3 separate regions of the Homo sapiens genome follow, and regions 1 and 3 are each linked to region 2. A link is a loop called in an ENCODE intact Hi-C map of the cell type or tissue named here. Cell type or tissue: endothelial cell of umbilical vein. All regions are shown on one strand. Each heading gives the region's core, and the rest is flanking DNA. Links, peaks and the distances in the headings are about the cores only. Region 1 overlaps TMCC3 (transmembrane and coiled-coil domain family 3). Region 2 holds the start of LOC124902989 (a long non-coding RNA gene). Region 3 overlaps TMCC3 (transmembrane and coiled-coil domain family 3).

The links. Hi-C counts contacts between places; a loop is a spot of excess contacts. Peaks named below come from ENCODE experiments on the same cell type or tissue, not always from the same donor. Only the 100,000 strongest peaks of a DNase experiment are listed, where the experiment ranks them.
Region 1: a loop joins it to region 2, with 4 times the contacts of the local background. A loop is called at or near these places in 11 of 110 quality-filtered maps.
Region 3: it touches region 2 in a loop (3-fold over the local background); 8 of 110 quality-filtered maps call a loop at or near these places.

Annotation. Positions count from the first base shown.
Region 1 is chr12:94,640,169-94,647,631 of GRCh38, reverse strand. The region is part of intron 1 of TMCC3 (transmembrane and coiled-coil domain family 3); the gene reads left to right. LOC105369914 (a long non-coding RNA gene) reads right to left here and starts at 1,194. Exons shown (of 2, transcript XR_945225.4): 1 at 1-1,194. RefSeq lists an enhancer at 7,027-7,106. In endothelial cell of umbilical vein, for the core only: no CTCF peak of the experiment used is centred there; DNase peaks (open chromatin) are centred at 2,841 and 3,261; H3K27ac peaks cover 2,204 bases.
Region 2 is chr12:94,710,315-94,717,777 of GRCh38, reverse strand. LOC124902989 (a long non-coding RNA gene) reads left to right here and starts at 5,340. Exons shown (of 2, transcript XR_007063412.1): 1 at 5,340-7,463. In endothelial cell of umbilical vein, for the core only: no CTCF peak of the experiment used is centred there; a DNase peak (open chromatin) is centred at 3,217; H3K27ac peaks cover 1,722 bases.
Region 3 is chr12:94,587,817-94,595,279 of GRCh38, reverse strand. The region is part of intron 1 of TMCC3 (transmembrane and coiled-coil domain family 3); the gene reads left to right. It also overlaps the pseudogene LSM3P2. Among named protein-coding and RNA genes, the nearest start is that of MIR7844, 20 kb to the right of the region's middle. In endothelial cell of umbilical vein, for the core only: no CTCF peak of the experiment used is centred there; a DNase peak (open chromatin) is centred at 3,009; H3K27ac peaks cover 2,320 bases.

The DNA of each region.
Region 1 (7,463 bases), core at 1,290-5,289, 70 kb after region 2:
AGTATAGGATTTAAAAAGAACCCTTTTATGAACTCATTTGGTGAATTAGCTCCCCTAAAAATGCCAATGAGAACTAGGGGGTCATGGGAAGAGTCGACTAATCTTTCAGGGATATGGAGTTTCTGCCTAGAAGTGGGCAAAGACTCCATGAGATGAAGTTCTTAGTTACTGAATGGTCATTTTTTAAATTCAAAATCAATACCTGTTGAGATAACAGGGAAACTACATGGTCTGTCTTGCTGGGCTTATTTCAGCCTTTGAGACTGGAATAATAATGAGGCAGTGTACTCTTTCAACATTGCAGAAATCTATTTTTACATCTAGGTGGACTGACCTAGATAACCCCTCCCCCCTTAGTGAAAATGTAAGTAATGAATTCTGTGATTGTTGCTAAGCTGACAAGTCAGGATCATTCACATTTTAAAACTTCATCTTTGTAAAACTCAGAAATGGTGCTTGTTAACTTGATGCACATATCTCTCTACTTTAGAAGAAAGAGCATCCATAATTAGACTCCTACTTTTTTTTCATGCCCTAGATAGTTAAAGCCTATCATCTTTTTAAGAATACAGGCCGTCTGCTTTCTATACAGTAACTGGCTTTTATTAATGATGTGTGAATTAGGTTTTCTTTTAGTTGGTTTTCATTTTAAGTGTTCTAAAATGCCCTCTCCAGCCACTTGAGTATAGTGGTGGACAGCTGGGGCTCTGGACCTACGTGGGTTGTATTCTGGCTCTTCGAGCTTCTTAACTGGGTGACCACTGGGGCAAGGTCCTAAATAGCCTTTCTGAGCCTCCAGTTTCCCATCTGTAAAAGAGGTAATACTCCACTCTTCTGGGAGTGATTGTGTGTCTTAAATAAGAAAGTATTTGTTTTTTAAAAAAAAAAAAAAAAGCCAGGCACGGTGGCTCACGCCTGTAATCCCAGGACTTTGGGAGGCCGAGGCAGGTGGATCACCTGAGGTCAGGAGTTCAAGACCAACCTGGCCAACATGTTGAAACCCTGTCTCTACTAAAAATACAAAAATTAACCAGGCATGGTGGCAGGTGCCTGTAATCCCAGCTACTCGGAAGGCTGAGGCAGGAGAATCTCTTGAACCCGGGAGGCGGAGATTGCAGAGAGCTGAGATCGTGCCATTGCACTCCAGCCTGGGGGACAAGAGTGAGACTTCCTCTCAAAAAAAAAAAAAAAAAAAAAAAAGGTGTGTGCTTTCAAATATTAGCTATTTAAAAAAATTTTTTTAAATTTATGTTCTCTCACTGGGTGAAAAAGCTGTATTTGTCTATATGTCAGGTTAATAATTTTTTTCTATTTTGTTGGTGCCACTACTAATCAGAACTGCTAGTCATCTTGAGTGCCTGCCCTCCCCCATCTCTCTAACCTATTAGCAATACCACCGCACCTTTCTCTGACATTTCTCTGGAATTGGTTTCTTCCATATCTCCCAATCATCCCCCACCTTAGTCACTTATGACCTTCACCAACTTCTGTTCCATCCTGCATGCAAGGACCATATTATTTTCCCTACAGAACCATTTGCATTAGGATAGTCCCCAGAATACAGATCTTGTACCAGTGCTGTTTGCTACCAGTGTAATCTTGGATCCTGTAATCACTCTAAGCCTTAGTTCCTACTTCTACATAATAGGGGTGTTTTGAGGAATAAATTCAGTAATGTCTATAAAATGTTTAACTCCATGCCGGGTGCACAATAAGAAATCAATAGATGTTAACCACTTTTACTATAGGCCGAGCATCTCAATCCAAAAGCCAAAATCCAAAACTTTTTGAGCGTCAACATGACGCTCAAAGGAAATGCTTACAGGAGCATTTCTGATTTCAGATATTTCTATTTGGAATGCTCAACCAGTAAGTATAATACAAAGATTCCTAGGCCGGGCATGGTGGCTCATGCCTGTAATTCTAACACTTTGGGAAGCCAGGTGGGTAGATCACTTGAGTTCAGGAGTTTGAGACCAGCTTGGCCAACATGGTAAAATCCGGTCTCTACTAAAAATACAAAAAAATTAGCTCGGCATGGTGGCAGGTGCCTGTAATCCCAGCTACTAGGGAGGCTGAGGCAGGAGAATCGCTTGAACCTGGGAGGCAGAGGTTGCAGTGAGCCAGGATTGTGCCATTGCACTCCAGCCTGGGCAACAGAGGGAGACTCCATCTCCGAAACAAAACTAAACAAAACAAATTCCAAAATCTGAAATCTGAAACACTTCTAGTTCCAAGCATTTTGAATAGGGGACCTGTACTATATGAAAGAGGGATTTGTGAGCTTAGAAACGGAAAGGCTGCTAATTTTGTGAAAAGTATAGACTTTTCTAGCATTGCTAGCATTTTGTGCCTCCTTGCGTCATGTTTCTCATGACATTGACTGTTTATATGTTTAATGCTTACATGTATTTATAAACTATAGACATTGGCACTTTGAGAGCAAGATGCTTCGTTTATTCAAAAAATACTTACTGAGCACCTTCTGTGTGCTGGCTGCTGATCTAGGCATCAGGAATACAATGGTAAATGAAACAGTCTGGTCTCTGTGGAAACTTAATATCTGGTGGGTGTATCTCATTTATTCTTGTGGTTCCGGACAATACCCCTGTCTTGTACAGGAGAACATGATGATAATACATGCAGAAATCTCTAACATCTGAAGTAAAACTTGTGTCAAGCGTGAGTGCCACCTGTAGTATATCTTCAAGTGTTCTGTGGTTTGGAAATCCATCTACAATTACATGATGAGTAATGACCAAAGGCAGTGAAGAAGAGGATGCTGTAGCCCTTCTCACAGTGGAACTGGTTGGGCAGTGATGTAGTAAGTTGATGATCACATGCTTACTCCCTGGGCAGGAAATAGGGGGAGTGGAAACTGACCTCTGTCCTGGAGGACACTGACCCGGTGAAGTGGTAAGTTGAGTAGTACACAGATATCGTTTTCACCGGTGATTTGTTTTGTTCTAAAGAGCCTCTTAAAGAGAATGAATAATGGTGAGTGTCTCAAGCCAGGTTTTTCTTACATTTAGGATGAGCAAAGTGATGCGGTGTGTGTTTTTCGAGCTGTACTTTGTTGCAGGCTTTTCCTTTAGAGGAGAAGGAACTGCCGGCCACCACCAGCTCACCCGCCTGTCACATCCGCTGTAGAGATCACCAAGACAGCTGCTACCAAGTTGGATCTCAGGGTGTATTTTGCTTCAGACCCTCTGCCGGCATCTCCAGGACTGCTGCTAAGGTCAGAAATCAACCTAGTCCTACTTGGAAAATGCCCGCAGCTTGACTTAGAAGAGTCTGCAGCTTTCAGCCCTGTGGTTTCTTAATTGTGTTTTCATGTTTTCAGTGGAGGGGAGGAGGGTGACAAGAGAAGAGGAAGAGAACCATGAATCACTGTACTGTGAATCAGAATGAGGACTTTTCATTCCTTCGAAAGAGAACATCAGGATATATGATTTGTGCATAGGCCAACTGCTTCCGTCGACTTGGGAGGGGTGCTGCCTGAAAGGAACCATAGTATATTTGTGGATTATTCCTCTGTAAGGAGGTAAAAAGAACATAGGTGAAAGGAAGAATGCAGTCACAATAATAGTTAATGTGTACTGAGTGCTTACTGTACACCAGGCAACATGAAGCACTTCAAATACATGATCTCCTTGGTCTTCCACAATATCCCACTTTTCCATTTTACAGATGGGGAGGCTGAGGCCCAGACAGATTATTAGTTTCTCTAAGATCTTGTGGCTATTAGGAAACTATGGTAGAGCTAGGGTTTGAACCTGTGTATGTCTCAACTCCAGAGCTTGATTCTTTACCACTTCCCTGTCTGCCTCCGTGGCGAACACTGGAGAGCAGCCCAGTCTTTCTAAACTAGTTGGGTGCCTGGGGAAGGATGTGTACAGCATCTGCTGGGCACTTACCCTAATTGTGTGCTCTAATTCTTATGACATGCACATTGCCAGTCTTTTGCACGTAGTCATATATTCCCAGTAAACATGTGAATGAATGATACAGAATGATAGTTCATGAACTTTAATGCCTAGGATATGAGAATTTTGCTAGTAGTTTGAAGTCTTAAAGGCTGTCAAATAAGCTCATGATTTAAGATCATTAAAGAACCGTGTTTTTGCCTGATGTTTGGTCTCCTGAGGATGGACTGTTGAATAGCAAGGTGAAGGTGGTGCTTCCTTGTGAACATGGAGTTCAAGACATGCCTGCAAACGTGTCTCCTCAGTAGATCCTCATGACTGGCCTGTGGGTTCACACCTTCTTTTGAGCCATGTCATCAGTCACCTACCTGGTGATCTTTCTGTGAAGGCTCTTGTAATATTAAACCATGCCTTCTTGTGTCCCCTGCAGAACATCACACTTTGGGGGAGTGCACTGGAGTGGTTAAGAGTGCCAGTCTTGGAGTTATGTGCCTCGGTTGACTTTCTTTTTTTTTTAGACAGAGTCTTGCTCTTTCACCAGGCTGGAGTGCAGTGGTGCAATCTCGGCTCACTGCAACCTCCGCTGCTCAGGTTCAAGTGATTCCCCTGTCTCAGCCTCCCGAGTAGCTGGGACTACAGGTGCACGCCACCACTCCCAGCTGATTTTTTTGTATTTTAGTAGAGACGGGGTTTCACTATGTTGGCCAGGATGGTCTCGATCTCCTGACCTCGTGATCCGCCTGCCTCGGCCTCCCAAAGTGCTGGGATTACAGGCATGAGGCACTGCGCCCGGCCCGGTTGACTTTCTATAGTGTACCCTGCCGCATGGTACCAAAGTTAGGTTTTTACAAGGGTTGTCACAGTACTTCCCTTGGAGGACTGTTGTGAGAATTAAACGGTGTAGTACGTGTAAAGCACTGTTGAGTGCCAGCACCTGCTAAATGCTCGGTTAATGTTCAGATGGGAGAGGAAGAATAATAACAGTATGTAACAGTGGTGTAGCTGTCTGGCCATTGCAGGAGCTGCAATTGAGCAGAGACCGTGGGTGTGATTTCCAACACTTTGAGTTCTCTCCAGAGACCAGATCTTTTCAAGGATTGCTTCCTGAAATGCATCCCATTTAGTGCCGGTCCCCTGAGGAAGCCACATTTTAAATGGCTGATTGTAAACCTGTATCTTCCTCAGGTCTTAAAGGCATTCGAGGAGACTGTGCCAACTAAAAACATTACAAAGGGCAGTTTAAAGCAACTAGAAAACATAGCCCGGTGTCCACACCAGAACTCCCTGTGGAACCCTGGCTTGACTGAATTAAAGGTACGAAGGCAGAGGGTTGGAAAGTTAGACTCAAGGTTTTACCATGGTAGAACTGGAAGGGAATTTAGACATTATTAACTCCAGACCATTCCATTTGCAGAAGCAGAAAATGACACCAGCCAGACTGTAACCAGTAAAATTATGTAATTAATACAGACTGATTGGGACTAACCATTATACCATCTTCTGTCTTTAAAAAGGATTGCTTTACATAATTTTTAAATACCAAATTAATTGCTAAGTTATAGGGGTGGAATGAGAATTTAAAATTATTTTCAGTAGGTATGAACAAATTTAAGTTTTTGTGACTTTTCTAGGTTAAAAAAGTGAATTTGAATGACACGATGTTAGGCCATTCTTCTTCTGAATTTATTTACAGGTTTTTGGGGGGCACTGGGGAAAAGAGGGGTGACAATTCATGTATCAAACTACTTTGCACTGTATTGTTGCTAATATATATATAAATATATATATATTTTTTGTGGTTCCTCTTAGTGTCTTCATTTTTTCAGTATAAAGTTTTGCAAAATGAAGAGTTCATCCATGTCCTGACCTTCCACTTGTTGGGGTGGGATATTGGGGAAAAAAGTATGCCAGATGCATAAGCCATGGAGCTCATCATCTGTGCGTTTGACTTAGAATTCAACCCAAGTCTGCCCTGGTCTCCAAAGCTCTCCGTTCTGTGAGTCTCGCCTTAAGGGTCTCTTCTAGCACCGAGTGTTTTCAATATATAAAATTTGCATACAATATAACACAACCCTTAAACCCAAGCCTAAAACTTCACCTAGTCCTTGACCAAAGAAACAATTATCTGCTCCAACACTAGGGGAAAGACAGGACTTGAGTCCGATGGCCCATGGAGAGACAGCATGTCTGGTGCAATACCCAGTGAAGCGTCCCCCTAGAAAAAGCCCGTGTGACTTCTGCCTTACACGCCAATTTGAGAGCCCAGCCGGGGAGTAAAATGTGGCTTTTACTGTATCCTATGAGACACTTCCACCTACCTCTTGTTCCACAGGCACCTCAAAGTCTGTATATCAGATTCATTCTTTGAACCGCCCTTCTATTCCTGGTTAATATTATACTTTTCCCATACAGCCAGTCAGCAAACCAGATGCCTGAGCTGCTCCCTCAATCCCCCACCCTACCCAGGCATCCAGTGGTTTATTTCTTTTCTTTTCTTTTTTTTTTTGAGACAGGGTCTGGGTCTGTCACCCAGGCTGGAGTGCAGTGGTGCCATCTTGGCTGACTGCAACCTCTGCCTCCCAGGTTCAAGCAATTCTCCTGCCTCAGCCTCCTGAGTAGCTGGGATTACAGGCACATACCATCATGTCCAGATAATTTTTGTATTTTTAGTAGAGACAGGGTTTCACCATGTTGACCAGGCTGGTCTCAAACTCCTGACCTCAGGTGATCTGCCTGCCTTGGCCTCCCAAAGTGCTGGGATTACAGGCATGAGCCACTGCACCTGGCCCCAATGGTTTACTTCTTAAATGTCGATCATCTGTCTTTTCCTCGTTGCCCCCAACATCCCTCTCTTAAGCTTACCTCTGGATTTGAGCAACAGAGTGAAGCATCAGGAAATGGACTCTGGAGTGAAACTTGAACGTCAGCTCTTTCACTTAGCGGCTTTGTGAGCAGCCATTAGAAGCGGTGTTGGGAAACCCATTACAACATTTGTTGTTCTGAGTTTGAGTCATTCGTGGTCTACCGCAGTTTCCCAAAGTTCAGTCATTCCCACATCTACGACACACAGCCTCATACCACCTGCACTGTTATTTGCTTGATATTTCTAAATCAGTTATCTCCTTAAAACTTACATTTATTTTCAAAGTATCAGTGTCATTATTCTAGCTATATATCTTCTGAGTTTGAGGCCTCCCAGCAGCAGATTAAGAAGTAGATTAGCACTGGGTGTGGTGGCTCACGCCTGTATTCCCAGCACTGTGGGAGGCCAAGGTGGGTGGATTGCTTAAGCCCAGGAGTTTGAGACCAGCCTGAGCAACATGGCCAAACCCCATCTCTACAAAAGATACAAAAATTAGCTGGACTTGGTGATGCATACATATGCTCTCAGCTACTCAGGAGGCTGAGGTGGGAGGATCACCTGAGCCCTGGGAGGGGTGAGGTGGGAGGGGTGAGGCTGCAGTGAGCCTTGATTGCATCAGTGCACTCCAACCTGGGTGATGGCGAGACCCTGTCTCAACAAAACTAGTTAGCAAG
Region 2 (7,463 bases), core at 1,379-5,378:
ATTATATAAAATTTAAAGACTCCCCCTCACTTTCCAGTGGTAATCAGTTTTAACACTTTGATATCTATTTTCAGGAAGCTTTCAATGTATGCATTACAGAGAGAAAGGGGATAGTGGAGAGGGTTTGGTTTTTGGCTTTGCTTAATTAAATGGACTCACTAATACATATTGTCTACAACTTTATTTTGGGAAAGGGAGCTTGCTATATCATGGACATTTTGCCATTTAATTTTATATCGGAGCAGTTCATGATTTTATTTCTCTAAAGAGGACAAAAAAAAAAAATCCTCGGCTTTTGTAACCGTGTAACCTCTGCACTCCGGGGGATAATTTTGGCTTTTTGTGCTGAATACCTGTACTTGAAGCCTGGCATCTCTGTGGGCTTTGGCCAGGAAGAGCCTTAATTACAAGCCGTGGGCAGCTCACACTGGTCTGATTAAGACCCTTTCCCAGCGCAGGATCCCCTCCCCATACAAAGCATCAAAGCGTCAGCCCCAACCTCTTTCACAGGATCTTGCTGTCAGACAGCAGTGGTAAATCCGTTGGAAATTCAGCACTCTCTGTTGCCGACTGTCTGGGGGCCAAACTTTTGTGAGAGTTAGAAAATGCCTTATTGAATTCCTATTGCTTTTTTGTGATTTCATGTAATGTGAATTCTTAGTGAGTCATGTATATTGGTAAGAGAGAGAATTTGTGTGAGAGAGTGGTTTTTAAAAAAAAAAAAAATAGAGTGGATGAATAGGTGATCAGCCTTGGCTCCAGAATGGACTTTCTGTTTTTATTATGCTGGGGAATTGACACAATTTAATTCCAGCGCACCTTTCAGTATCTGCTGTTGTTCATTTCCCTTCCATCCCCGTGGGAAAAGAAAAGCAATCTAAGCTTAGAATTCCTTCTCTTTCTCCCTTAACCCTTAAGGAACACAGTGAATATCATACTTTTTGTGATGTATTTTTAAGTGCTTTAAAATATTGCTATCATCATTTCACTATCTTACCCAATATTTTTGGAGCAACTATAGTGGGTCCTTGAATAACGTCATTTTGTTCAACATTGTTTTGTTATTGCATTGATGATGAAACAAATCGATTCCTGGCCAGGGCCACTGTCTGTGTGGAGGCTGTACGTTCTCCCCATGTCTGCGTGGGTTTTCTCCGGATAATCTGGTTTCCTCCCACATCCCAAAGATGTGCACATTGGGTGAATTGGCATGTCTACATAGGCCCAGTCTGAGTGAGTGTGAGTGTGGGTGTGGGTGTGAGTGCCCCCTGCTATGGGATGTGTCCTGTCCAGGGTGTGTTCTTGCCTCGCACCCTGAGCTGAGCTGCCGGGACAGGTTCCAGCCACATAAAACCCTGAACTGGAATAACTGGGTAACTAATTATCTTACTTGTTTTCATTAATCTTTCTTAAGTGTATATTTAGCTCACATTGATTTCAGTGTTTAATATAGAAGTGTTTTGGTTCTTTACTTAGAAGTTTGTTGATGTTTTTCTGACCAGAAATATGTAGGAATTTAACTCTTAAAATTGGTCTCATCATACCAATTCAGCTGTTTCACTGAAAGTCAAAGTTTCAAGAACCTATGGCTGGTATTAAGTGAGGACTTACTCAACTCTGGGCCAGGCACAGTATCAGGCACTTGGGAACAGGGATGCAAGACAAATTGGTTTTCCTGTTGGTATTGTGCTGGTGGAAACACTGAGGTTGAGCATTTAGGAAGGATGGGGTTATGATTAGAATGGCGAGCATTTGTTAAATGGACATGTTTTGCGGATAGATGTAATAATGATAAAAACCATTTACTGATTAATTGCCATGTGCTAACTTCCTTCCTAAAAGTTTTTATGTCAATTATCTCATTTGATACTTACCATGACCTTATGAAGTACATGCTTTTATTCTCCCCCTTTTATAGATGGGAAGCACAGAGAAGTTAAATTGATTATTCAAAATCACACAGCTAAAAAGTGATGTAATCTGCTTTTTGTTTTGTTTAGTGTATGTGCTGCCGAAGAGAGCACAGTATAATCTGGATTTAAACTCAGTCCAACTCCACAATGTGTGCTCATTATGGAATTACTAAGGAATCTATTGGCTCATTGATTTGTTTTTGTTTTTGTTTTTGTTTTTTGAGACGGAGTCTCACTCTGTCATCCAGGCTGGAGTGCAATGGCATGATCTTGGCTCACTGCAACCTCCACTTCCCAGCTTCAAGAAATTCTCCTGCCTCAGCCTCCCGAGTAGCTGGGATTACAGTGCGTGCCACCATGCCCTGCTAAATTTTGTATTTTTGGTAGAAACGGGGTTTCACCGTATTGACCAGGCTGGTCTCGAAATCCTGACCTCAAGTAATCTGCCCGCCTCAGCCTCCCAAAGTGCTGGGATTACAGGCGTGAGCCACCGTGCCCAGCCTTATTGATATATTTTATTAGTAGCTTCCAGTTAAAAAAAAAGATGTTTAATTATTGTTAGCCATCAATATCTCTGGAATCGGTTGATGTTTCAAGCTGTGAAACATGTTGAAGGGCTTTCAACAGATACAGTGTGATATTGCAGCATGGGGTCCAAACTAATTTCTTTCTAGACTTAAAACTGATCAAATTTTTGCTGTGTGTTGGTATTTTGGGGGATGAAATTTCACTTGTAGTGAGTCTAGTGAGTCTAGAGTCATTTAGGAATGAATCTTATTCTGTTACTTGCAGTGTTCAGTTGTGATGAAAAGAAATCCCCTGGGCTATTTTTGTTAAATCAATTTTATGTCTTTTAGTTATTTATCATGAAGTTTGCTTTAGTGAGTGAAAGTATAGGTTTCCCAATGTGCATATGTGCATATTTATGTACATATGCTCTACTTAAAGCTATGAAAATCTCAATATATTGCTAGCTTCTTGCTGTGTATGCCTGTTCTTAGTATAAACCTTTCAATTGGGAATGACGTCTAAAACTAAAAACTATGTGGTGCTACAAGCTAGGCTCTGTAACCCTCAATTCAAACTCATAGTCGTAGATCATCTTTTCTCCCAGCCATGTTGTCATAACACTGATGAAAGCTGTCATACTTCATTCATTCAGCTAACCTTGATTGAGTGAGTACCTACTATATCCTAAGCATTGACATTGTTGCTGGAAGTAAAACAATGACTCAGACCTGGTCACAGACTGCTCAGGATGTTTTTTTGTTAGGGCTCTTGTCCATGATGTAGTCTAACCCGACCACATGCTAACTGACTACATATAAAGTGAATGAGGTCAGATTCTGTTCGCAGCTGCCCAGACTGATGTGCTTAAAGCAATCTCTGGACAGATGGGGCATCTGGCACCTGTTGTGACCGCATCATGTTCTGTGGAATAAAGGAGGGAACCGGAAAGCTTGCAGTGAAGCAAAGGCAAAGCTATTTCCCTAGACACCATGGCATGATTCGTAGCCCTCTTTGGCTGGCTTCACAATCTGCCCAAACTTGAGAGGCTCAAGGTTAAACTAGTTCTAGTTTAAACTAGGACTTTCTGTGTAATTTTTAAAATCTCCCCAACTGAAAAAGAACTACACATTCCTCTTAGCTTGCTATAAAGAATAATAGACACTAGTCCATGTTGAATATATTTAAATGGGATGGTCTGCAAATTTTCATACTTGAACTGTCCTTTAATGTTTAAACTGAACACACACAGTCTTATAGGCAGCTGGACTAGAGATAAAGGTTGCTCAGCTCCACAAGTATTTACTAAGCATTTTCCTAAGAAAAGCACTGTGAAAGATCAAAACACATACACTCAAATCCACAGTAATATTCAAAACAACCAAACTTTGGGATTTTTTAGATGCCACCTCACCTTTTTGGGTGCTTTCGTTTCAAGTGCTGATGGTGCAGTACAGGAACCTCTGAGATCATCTATCTCATTCCCCAAGAAAGTTGGCAGATGAGAAGGCTGAGGCCTAGGAAGATAAATATTGCAAACTTTGAGTGTTCATTAGGGATAGCATCAAAATCAATTGTGGTCCTCTGGTAAGAAACATGGGCCACCTTCTCCACACACTTCCCACTGCCCCACCCATCCTGCATGTATCATTTCAGAAGGCTACCAAGTAATAACTCTTCTAACTGGTAAAATATATAATTTGGAGAGGAGGAGGAGCTTTGTTGGGAAAAAAGCGGAGAACGAGTTTCTAATCCCAAAAGTTGGGATCAAACTCTTTCTAAGATAGCCTTGAATTGAATCAATGTAGCAGTGGTTAATTCGTAGGTTAATTACAGCTTGATGGAAACAATAACATCGTCATGCTTGGGTTGCACATTTTAAACCCGTAAAATGATAGCCAACTCGAATGCCAATCATGAGCTTCCCAAACAGCAGCTGTCACTGTGTGGTGGACTTGGCTCTGAGTGTCTCAGGTCACCCTGATGTGTTCCAGTGTTTGCTGTTTCAGTGTCAGTGAGTACACCGTGGCCACTGCAGATCACACAGAGTCATGGCAGAGACTGTCTAACCCTCGTAATCAGGAGAGTTGGAGCTTAAGAATCAACACACGGCCTTACTTACACTTTTCATTTAAACTATGCTTGAAGCTTTAAATGTTTCCAGCTGCGCATGTATTAGAAGGGATAAAAGAATAAGGGAAGAGCTTCAGAAAACAGTGTTGTTCCAAAGGAGGGCTTGGTAATTCTAAATGGCCAGTAGGGCAGGCCAGAGGCCACTGAGGATTCACATCACAGGAGAGAAAGTATTTACCAGTAGGGTTGCTTTGATTGATGGGTCCTGGGAATTTCTGCAACATGCCCTGCAGCACCTAACAGTAGGACAGATGTTTCCATAGCTGAATCTTTCTGCCCTGCTGCTCCTGGGAAAAATAATTTCCACTCCCACTGCAGCTCTACCCTAGCCAATTAATGAAGTTCTTTCAGTGATTTTTCATTTGTGAGTATGATATGCTCAGCTCTTGGCCTAATTAGACAAGAGGGGGCCGCTGATTTCTCAGTCTCCAGACTTCTTGCTTGGGACATGCATTCTCAGTTTCTTTAGACCAGTAGTTGTATTAATAAAAGAAAGAGGAGGGGGCCAGGTGCGGTGGCTCACACCTGTAATCCCAATATTTTGGGAGGCTGGGGGTGGGGGTGGGTGGGGGGGGGGTGGATCACGAGGTCAGGAGTTCGAGACCAGCCTGACCAACATGGTGAAACCCTGTCTCTACTAAAAATACAAAAATTAGCCGGGTGTGGTGGCACACGCCTGTAATCCCAGCTACTCAGAAGGCTAAGGCAGGAGAATCGCTTGAACCCGGGAGGCAGAGGTTGCAGTGAGCCGAGATCGTGCCGCGACACTCCAGCCTGAGCAACAGAGTGAGACTCCGTCTCAAAAAAAGAAAGAAAAAGGAGGGAAACATTCCAAATCTGCCAAGGCATTAAATATATAGTGGATGCATATAGTATTTTCAATATTTAAAAGACATAAAGTAGGTCTCTCTCCCAATCCTGTCCCCTTCCCAGAAACAATCCCTATTAACTTTCTGTCTATTCCTAGAGATATATCCATGTACATGCATTTAATGTATGTGTGTGTATATATATACATATAGACCTATTTATCTTTTGCATTCACACAAATGGTAACATATACATAATTCCATACCTTGCTTGTTTCTTTTTGTTTTGTTTTTGTTTTTGGGATGGAGTTTCACTCTTGTTGCCCAGGCTGGAGTGCAGTGGCGCAATCTCGACTCACTGCAACCTCCGCCTCCTGGGTTCAAGCAATTCTCCTGCCTCAGCCTCCCGAGTAGCTGGGATTACAGGCACCCACCACCATGCCCGGCTAATTTTTTGTATTTTCAGTAGAGACAGGGTTTCATCATGTTGGCCAGGCTGGTCTCGAACTCCTGGCTTCAGGTAATCCACCCTCCTTGGCCTCCCAAAGTGCAGGGATTATAGGCATGAACCACGGCACCCGGCCACCTTACTTGTTTTTACTTATCTTAGGGATTGTTCCGGGTTAGCACATGTAGACCTCCCATATTTGCTTTTTAATAACTACAGGAATGTTTTTTAAACATTGTTTAGATGGTCCATCATTTACTAGCCTTTTATTGCTGGGCATTTTGGTTGTACAATCTTCTGCTGTCCCAACAAATTAAATGTTACCCTTGAACATAAATATTTTGGCGCATATGCTAGTTAATCTATATTATCAGTTTGCAGAAATAGAACCACTAGGCCAAATGGCATATACCTTTAAATATTTAAAATATTTAAATATAGAGATAATCATATTGCTCTCCTGTAGAGGATTTCTTCATTGACTTCTTCCTGGCAGTGCATAAGAATGCATCCTCCAACCCGTTTCCCTTCTCCCCATCTCCACCTTGGCCATATCAGAGTCTGTCTTTTGCAGGAGAAAAAGTTTTGGTCTGGGATGAGCATGAATATTTTTAAAACTCACCGCATGGGTGTCAGCAGTGTTTCAGTTGCAAGTCACAGAAAATCTGCCTCAAACCGACTTAAATCAAAATTAAAAAAAAAAAAAAAGATGGAGAAGTTGATGGGCACAGATAACAAAAGTCCAGAGAGAAAATGTGCTTCAGGTGTAGCTGGATCTAGGGAGGGCTGGCATGTCATGGCACAGCTTCAGGGGCACAGTCACATTGCATTAGCAAACAGTGTGAAGGCTGCCCCCTGGAGTTAGTGGCCATACATTCAGGGACACAACTAAGCTTACAGGGACCTGGTCTCTCTCCATTTCCCAGCCCTGTTTCCTTGGGGTTTGCCTTGTTCACAGGCAGGCTTTCTCCACGTGGCAGCTCTAGGTTTACGTTCTATGAACTTTATAACCTCAATCTAAGAGCCTCCCCTTCTCTGTAGATACAGCCAAAGTCATGCAATTGTTCTTCGTTGATCTGACTTTGGTCAGATACTCATCCCAAGTAATTGATCACTTCTGGGAAGGTCTTTTGGTTTGCTTGCCTGTCATCCATTCCCTGTTCTTCTGATAGTAGCGCCTTGATTTTCTTCCTCAATCTAAGTCCCCATGGTTCTAGGGACCTTCCTTCATCCAGGGCTGAGCATGCGACCCTAGGCATGGCCAGTCAGCACCCATCCTACCAACGGCCAAAGTGATTCTGATTCTTGGACACTACCTCCTTGACCACTAACCCATCTGTAGGCTAGATGAGTTTGTCTGAGACCAGGAAAGTTACAGCTGAAGAAGATGGGAGATGGAAGTGCATACAAATCACCTGGCAATCTTGTAGTAAAGCAGATTCTAATTTATTAGGTCTGAGATGGGGTCCACTGCATTTCTAACAGGGTCTCGGAAGATGTTGATGCTGCTAGTCCAAGGCCCACACTTGGAAGCAGAGAGACGTAAGGTGGATCCAATGGCCCCTCCAGGCTCCTCCTGGTCTAATGATTTTAAGATTTCATAGCATATACAAAAGGATACGAAACAAACAAAATCTCCACATGCAATCAATT
Region 3 (7,463 bases), core at 1,479-5,478, 120 kb after region 2:
GATGACATACCTAGCCTCTTAATAAGCAGGTTAAAGTATACCCACCTCTTTCCACTAAGATTATGATTATGATAAGACACATGGAAAATATAGTTAGAGTAGTGCTAATATCCAAAAGTCGAAAAAGAAGGGGAAAACATATAGGCTGATCACCAGATCTAACAGTTACTCTACGTTTGATTCTGAATTTCCTAGCATCCGAGGCAAAAAGGGAAACAATTATTGTTATCTGATAGATAACACTGCACACCCTTGTTATATTCACTTACTTATCTAGGAAGCTATACTTTAGGAGACAAGTTACTTTCCCTTTTGTGCAGGGTGCCTATAATGAACACAGCATGGCCTGATAGAGTTCGTTCAGGCTGGAGATGCCGAAAGACTCTGCAAGACAGGTGCTGGATTTGTAACTATCGTTTAGAAACTTACACTAAGTACAGGTCCCTTCTAAGAAGGCCCACCCTGTGTGTTTTAGGGGTAAGTGAGGTGGTGAATGAATGTGATGGGAAATGTAGAAGACTGGGCTGCCAGGGCAGGGCAGTAGGCAGACCCTCTGCTCCCAGGCTTGGCCTCTTTTCTCTGCTCTCTGACTAAGGGCCTCAGAGACTCGTTTTTCCTGGGGGCGGTTCTCCCAGAGTAAACTCGATATTCCCACATCCCCTTCCTTGCTGGCTTCCCCTCTTCCTGGGGAGGTTTTACTGACAGACACTGCCAGAAACCTATGGGAATGAACAAGCATGGATGGGAAATTTTCCAGAACTGCCCCCAAAAGACCTTAAGTTTAGTGCCTAGCAGCTCTTGCTCACCCCTTCTCTCCTTCTGAGTTAGGAACTAAAAGCTTCAGTGGACATTTGTTCTGTGTTTAGTCCTAAAATTAGGCCTGGTTCTGCCAGACACGGTGGCTCATGCCTGTAATCCCAACACTTTGGGAGGTTAGGGTGAGAGGATAACTTGAGCCCAGGAGTTCAAGGTTGCAGTGAGCTAGTGATGGTATCACTGCACTCCAGCCTGGGTGACAGAGTGAGAGACCTCTCTCTCTCTCACTCTGTGTGTGTGTGTGTGTATATATATATATATATATTTAAATTTAAAAGGCATGGTTCTTAGTTCCCAGGCCTGGAGAGGTAAGGGGCAGATATTAAATAAATGTACACTTCCCTTTCCCAAACTTGCTCGTTTTCAAGGTACACAGGGTCCCCAGAGACTCCCTGCTCCTCTTAGAAGTTGCCTTTTTTGGGTGTTGCCTCACATCCCTCCACAGTTTCCTCCCCAGGGACTGTGGCTGTCCTTGCCTTGCAATTGGTGCTCATGTAAGGTTGGTCTATTTTCATCACTGTAGCCTTCCCTTCTACTTTTCAAGGGACATTCTTGCTGAATCTGGCCTTTCTCCCCCTTTAATTCTTACGTAGATTTAGTACGTACAAATCTTTACCAGGTCAGACTAATTTTGTAAAGAATTAGTTTGTATTTATTGGAAGTGTGATTTATAAGCTGTTTTGAAGAAAGATACATTTTTTAAGTGCGTGTAACTCAAAGGAGATTACCACTGTTTCCTGGTAGAGGCTTAATGAGAAGATAATTATTTCTAATTACAGTATCAAGTGTTTGTGAGTGCTTGAGGATGCTTGAAGAATTTGTTTTTCAGAATCTTAAACACTGCCTAATCTCCTTTACACTATTAATTTGCAGTGTCTGGAGAAAGGACTGGGCCATGAAAGATATATGTATTCTAGCCCCTGTTCCAAATGATCCCTAATTCTAGAGTGACGAGATTTTACTTTACCAGCTCTCAGGAAATAGAATTCTTCTTCTTCTTCTTCTTCTTCTCCTTCTCCTTCTCCTTCTCCTTCTTCTTCCTTCTTCTTCTTCCTTCTTCTTCTTTCTTCTTTCTTCTTTCTTTTCTTTTCTTTTTTTTTTTTTAGATGGAGCCTGTTGTCCAGGCTTGAATGCAGTGGCACAGTCTTGGCTCACTGCAACCTCTGCCTCCAGGGTCCAAGTGATTCTCCTGCCTCAGCCTCCTGAGTAGCTGGGATTACAGGCACCCGCCACCATGCCTGGCTCTTTTTGTTTTTTCTTTTCTTTTGAGACAGAGTCTTGCTCTGTCTCCCAGGCTGGAGTGCAGTGGTGCAATCTCTGCTCACTGTAACCTCCACCTCCCAGGTGCAAGCGATTCTCCTGCCGCAGCCTTTCGATTAGCTGGGATTACAGGCACCTGCCACCATGCCTGACTAATTTTTCTATTTTTATTAGAGACGGGGTTTTGCCATGTTGGCCAGGCTAGTCTCGAACTCCTGAGCTCAGGTGATCTGCCCGCCTCAGCCTCCCAGAGTGTTGGGATTACAGGCATGAGCCACCGCGCCTGGCCGAAGATAATTATCTCTAATTACAGTATCAGGTGTTTGTGAGTGCTTGAGGATGCTTGAAGAATTTGTTTTTGAGACTCTTAAACACTGCCTAATCTCCTTTACACTATTAATTTGCAGTGTCTGGAGAAAGGATTGGGCCATGAAAGATATGTGTATTCTAGCTCCTGTTCCAAATGATCCCTAATTCCAGAGTAATGAGATTTTACTTTACCTGCTCTCAGGAAATAGAATTTTTTTTTTTTTTTTTTTTTTGAGATGGAGCCTGTTGTCCAGGCTCAAATGCAGTGGCGCAATCTTGGCTTACTGCAGCGGCGCAATCTTGGCTTACTGCAGCCTCTGCCTCCGGGGTCCAAGTGATTCTCCTGCCTCAGCCTCCTGAGTAGCTGGGATTACAGGCACCTGCCACCACACCCGGCTCATTTTTTTTTGCATTTTTAGTAGAGACAGGGTTTCACCATGTAGGCCAGGCTGGTCTCAAACTCCTGACCTCAAGTGATCCACCCACCTCAGCCTCCCAAAGTACTTAGATTACAAGTGTGAGCCACTGCGCCCGGCCGGAAATAGGATTCTTGAGGCTACAGAATTTCTTTTGTCAGTGATGCCAAGAGAGGAAGAAGGGGGGATGCGAGGAATAAAACCTTTATGGCAAAACTATTGACTCAGTTCCCGTGCTGTACACGGTGCACTTATTTAAAGTTCAGAGTGTGCTATTGTCAGACCTGAACTATGAAAGGAAATGTTCCTTGTCTAAACAAGTTAGAACAAACACTGTACTAAGACACTCTCCTAATAAAATGTCCTTCTGGATATCATATGAAGGTCCTTAAGATTTTTCCCCTCCAGCACACAGTGGGGGAAAGTGCAGCTTTCTTCTAGCAAATGTAGGTATTGAATATTCTGTGTAGGTGTCCCATGAAGGTAGTAATATGTTTCTAGTAACAGATAACAAGGAGCCTTATCCAGCCCCTGGAGTTATTTTTCTAGTATAGGTTAGCTCTGTTAGCAAGGATGCTGGGATCCGGTGGTTCAGTTAGCTTCCCTGTTCACTGACTCTGGCTAGACATTTTGCAAGTGCATGTCAAGTGTGACCCCAGGATAGCAAGAGGGAGATGGGCTAGGGGTATCTCTCATATATGTATATTTATTTATTTAGAGACAGGGTCTCCCTCTGTTGCCCAGGCTGCCAGGCTGGAGTGCAGTGGCGTGATTCATGCTCACTGCAACCTCCACCTCCCAGGCTCTTGACCCTCGTGCCTCAACCTCCCGAGTAGTCAGGATTACAAGTGCATGCCACCATGCCTGGCTAATTTTGGGTTTGTTTTTTTTGGTAGAGACAGGGTTTCACCATATTGCCCAGGCTGGTTTCGAAATCCTGGGCTAAAGCAATCTCCCCTCCCAAAGTGCTGAGATTACAGGTGTGAGCCACTGCATCCAGCCACTGTATCTTATATATTTCTTTTTTTTTTTCCTACGAGGAAACACCAATTTTAATTTAAAGAAAAAAAAAAATCAGAAATTGTCTGTAAGGATAACAGAGCAAAACAAGTCCTGAAAAAGAGCTCTGCATCTTGGTGGTCATATTTATTGAAGAGCTTTAGAAAAGTTAAAATGCCATTTAGCTTAAGAAGTTGTGAATTATCTGCAAATCAATTCATTTCAGGAGTGGGAGAATCCCCAGAATTATTTCTTAATATCAGAATGTATGCAGGTTTCTCTTTTGAATGCCTTGTACATTTAGAAAGGCTACTGTACGAAGTCTCGTATTTTCCATACAGGACAAATTGTTTCATCCAGCTGTCAATGGAGGGGCAACCAGCACGACCATCTCCCAGGACAAAGAGCATTGGAATATTCTGTTTCCTTGATTTATATATCTCTTCGTATGTTTCTTCATCAATTTCTATAGTAGTCGCGGTTTCTTCCTCATCTCCCAAGATCATATTTAAATGTTGATCATAAGCATGTGATCTGCCTTGAAGCTCTCGGTCATTTCTCATTTTCACATAAACTCACTCATCTAGGCTGAGCCCGATAACATCCAGGGGCTCCTCTCCAGTGTTGGTAGTTTGTTGCGGGTGCACATCGTCCCCCATGTTTCAGACCCTGCGCCGTCTCCCGCCTCTCCTGAGAACACAGGAGCAACTCCAGTCTCCGGAAGCGTGAGGACACAACCCCGCTTGTTTCTGATAGAAAAGCTCCTGTTCTTCTGGGAGAACACACAAAGGTACCCCACTGTGGGGCCATGCTGAGCCCCACATCGGTCTCCCAGCTGTATCAGCCAGCACAGAGAAGGGCACTCTCCCTTCCCTCCAGGCAGATCCAGGGCTTATCTGCTGTTTGCCTTTTCCCACATGGCCTCACTTGCTAGGCCCTTAGGGACAGGGCTTCTTTCTCCAGAGGTCCTTTATCTTTTATTTTTATCTTCTGTTTTTAATCTCATTCTCTCTCTCCTCTTAGTGATTGTAAATGCGTAGGCATTGTTCCAATACAAGCAGTAAGCTTTTTTATCTTCATAAAGTTATTTGGCCCAAATCACTGTTTATATTTTAGAATATGGAACAAAGTGGATCACTTAAAGCCAGGAGTACAAGACCAGCCTGGCCAACATAGTAAAACCCCATCTCTTCTAAAAAAAAAAAAAAAAAAAAAAAAATTAGCAGGGCGTGGTGGCACTCACCTGTAATCCCAGCTTCTCGGGAGGCTGAGACGGGAATCACTTGAACATTGGAATTTGCAGTGAGCGGAGATCGCGACACTGCACTCCAGCCTGGGCGACAGAGAGAGACTGTCTCAAAAAAAAAAAAAAAAGAATAGATTTTATAGACTATATCAGACCTGACTGATGTGGCTCCAGAGCTGTGGACACAAAGTTACAGCCACGATTATTTCAAGTTCAGCCTGAGGGAGAATTTTCTGACAGAGTAGTCTAAACGAAGCCCAGATTATCCATGCAATGGATGACCATGTTAAGGGCATTGCAGAGGTTCTCGCGGGATCTGGGGCTGAGCTGGTACAGATCTTGCTAAGTCTTGCATATTTCATAAACCTGAGTTGAGCCCCACCTAAGCTATTTATTATTCATGGGCTTCAAGAAACATACCCTTTACAAGTCTCGGTTTTCTCATAAAAGGGTTGGTGTGAAGAATATATGAATGCATTAAAAAATCTTTAGCACAGTGCCTGATTCACAATAAAAGTATTCAGTCATTTTTAGGCAGGTAGGCACTGGAGACAGACAGCCAGAATTTCCAGCCTGGCTCTGCCGGTTACTGGCTGTGTGCCCCCAGGCAATTTACTTAACTTCTCTGTGACTAGTTTATAAAATAGTAATAATAGTAGAACCTACCTCAGAGAGTTTTTAACAATTAAGAAAGGTACTACACATGTCACTAACATGATATTTTACCTCGTGGGCATGTAATAGGATTATACTCCCCTGTCCCCTAGAAGTTAGGTAGGGTCAGTGTAATGAGTTCTCTGTCTTTTAGAGAACGTCCAGACGGTAGAGGCCCCACCGTAACCTGGGTCCCCTCACTGACTCACAGCCAACTTTCTAGCATTTGCATGGAATAAGCCTTTCTTTTATAGCCACTGAGATTTTGACATTAATACGATGGCAAAGCCTAGCACATTCTGGGTGGCATATCATAGGAGCAGCCTAGACCAGGGGTTTCCAATCTTTTGGCGTCCCTGAGCTACATTGGAATAAGAAGAACTGTCTTGGGCCACACATAAAATACACTAACACTAACGATAGCCAATGAGCTAAAAAAAAACAACAACCTCATACTGGCCAGGCGTGGTGGCTCATGCCTGTAATCCCAGCACTTTGGGGGGCCGATGTGGGCGGATCACCTGAGGTCAGGAGTTTGAGACCAGCCTGGCCAACATTGTGAAACTCCATCTCTACTAAAAATACAAAAATTAGCTGGGTGTGGTGGCATGTGCCTTAGTTCCAGCTACTCGGGAGGCTGAGGCAGGAGAATCACTTGAACCCAGGAGGTGGAGGTTGCAGTGAGCCGAGATTGCACCACTGCACTCCAACCTGGGTGACAGAGTGAGACTGTCTCAAAAAAAAAAAAAAAAAATCTCATACCGATTTAAGAAAGTTTACGAATTTGTGTTGGGCTGCATTCAAAGCCATGCTGGGCCGTGGATTGGACAAGGTTGGCCTAGACTTTAGACCTGAAATAGAGTTCAGCTAAAGTGATTAATAGTAAAAAATGTCAGTGATACTGACTTACATACCAAGGCCACGAAGACTTGTAAAAGCCTTCAGGTATTGAACGTGCAGGTCCTTGTGGACCTATGCATAAATCTTCACTCACATGTACTTGGAAATACCTGTTGCCTTGGAAATGCCAGCCCATTTGAAGGATCTGACCCTTTTCTTGTAATGCCTGAGGCTCAAACAGCCTTTCTTTAAGCAAAGGTTCATTGTCTTCAGCCTTGAGACTAAGCAGGCCGTTGTCATCTGTCACATTGTTGTGATAGCTCTGCATCCCTACACATTGTGGCTACTCTGTGGCCTCCAGAACCTCAGAGGACTCCTGCCTCAGTCCCTGTCGTTCCAGGGTCCACAGGAGCCCTACATTCTGGTTCTGTTTGCTGGGGGGTGGGTGGTGTGCCTCTGTGTTGGTACCCTTCCTTTTTGGTTCATCTCCCTCTGGAGCTTTAGCGGGTTAATACAGAGTGTCCTGGGAGACAGCCTTCCGTGAATCCTGCACAGTGTGTCCAAGCCGCACTGGTGGTGACTGAGTTGCTGTGCCCGTGTCCGGTGAGTAAGGTGAGCTAACTTGGTGTGTTGTGCTGGAGGCCTGGTTCATTGCAGAGGTGGTGCAGGGTTAGATTTTGACGTCTGTCCGGGACTCAGGCTTTTCCTCAGCCTTTGTTCCAGAGCATTGGGGTGACAGTGGAAATGTCTCCAGTGCCGGAAAGAAAACACAATGAGGAATGGCGTTTCAGTAGGCGGATCTGCCTTTCATCTAAAGTAATAACAGCCAAGTATTCTGGAAGAATTGAAAGAGGCTAGCAGTCATTCTTAAAAGCAAAGTCTTTTCTGCCAAAACAGTAGTACATTTTATTTTTAAAAGACTT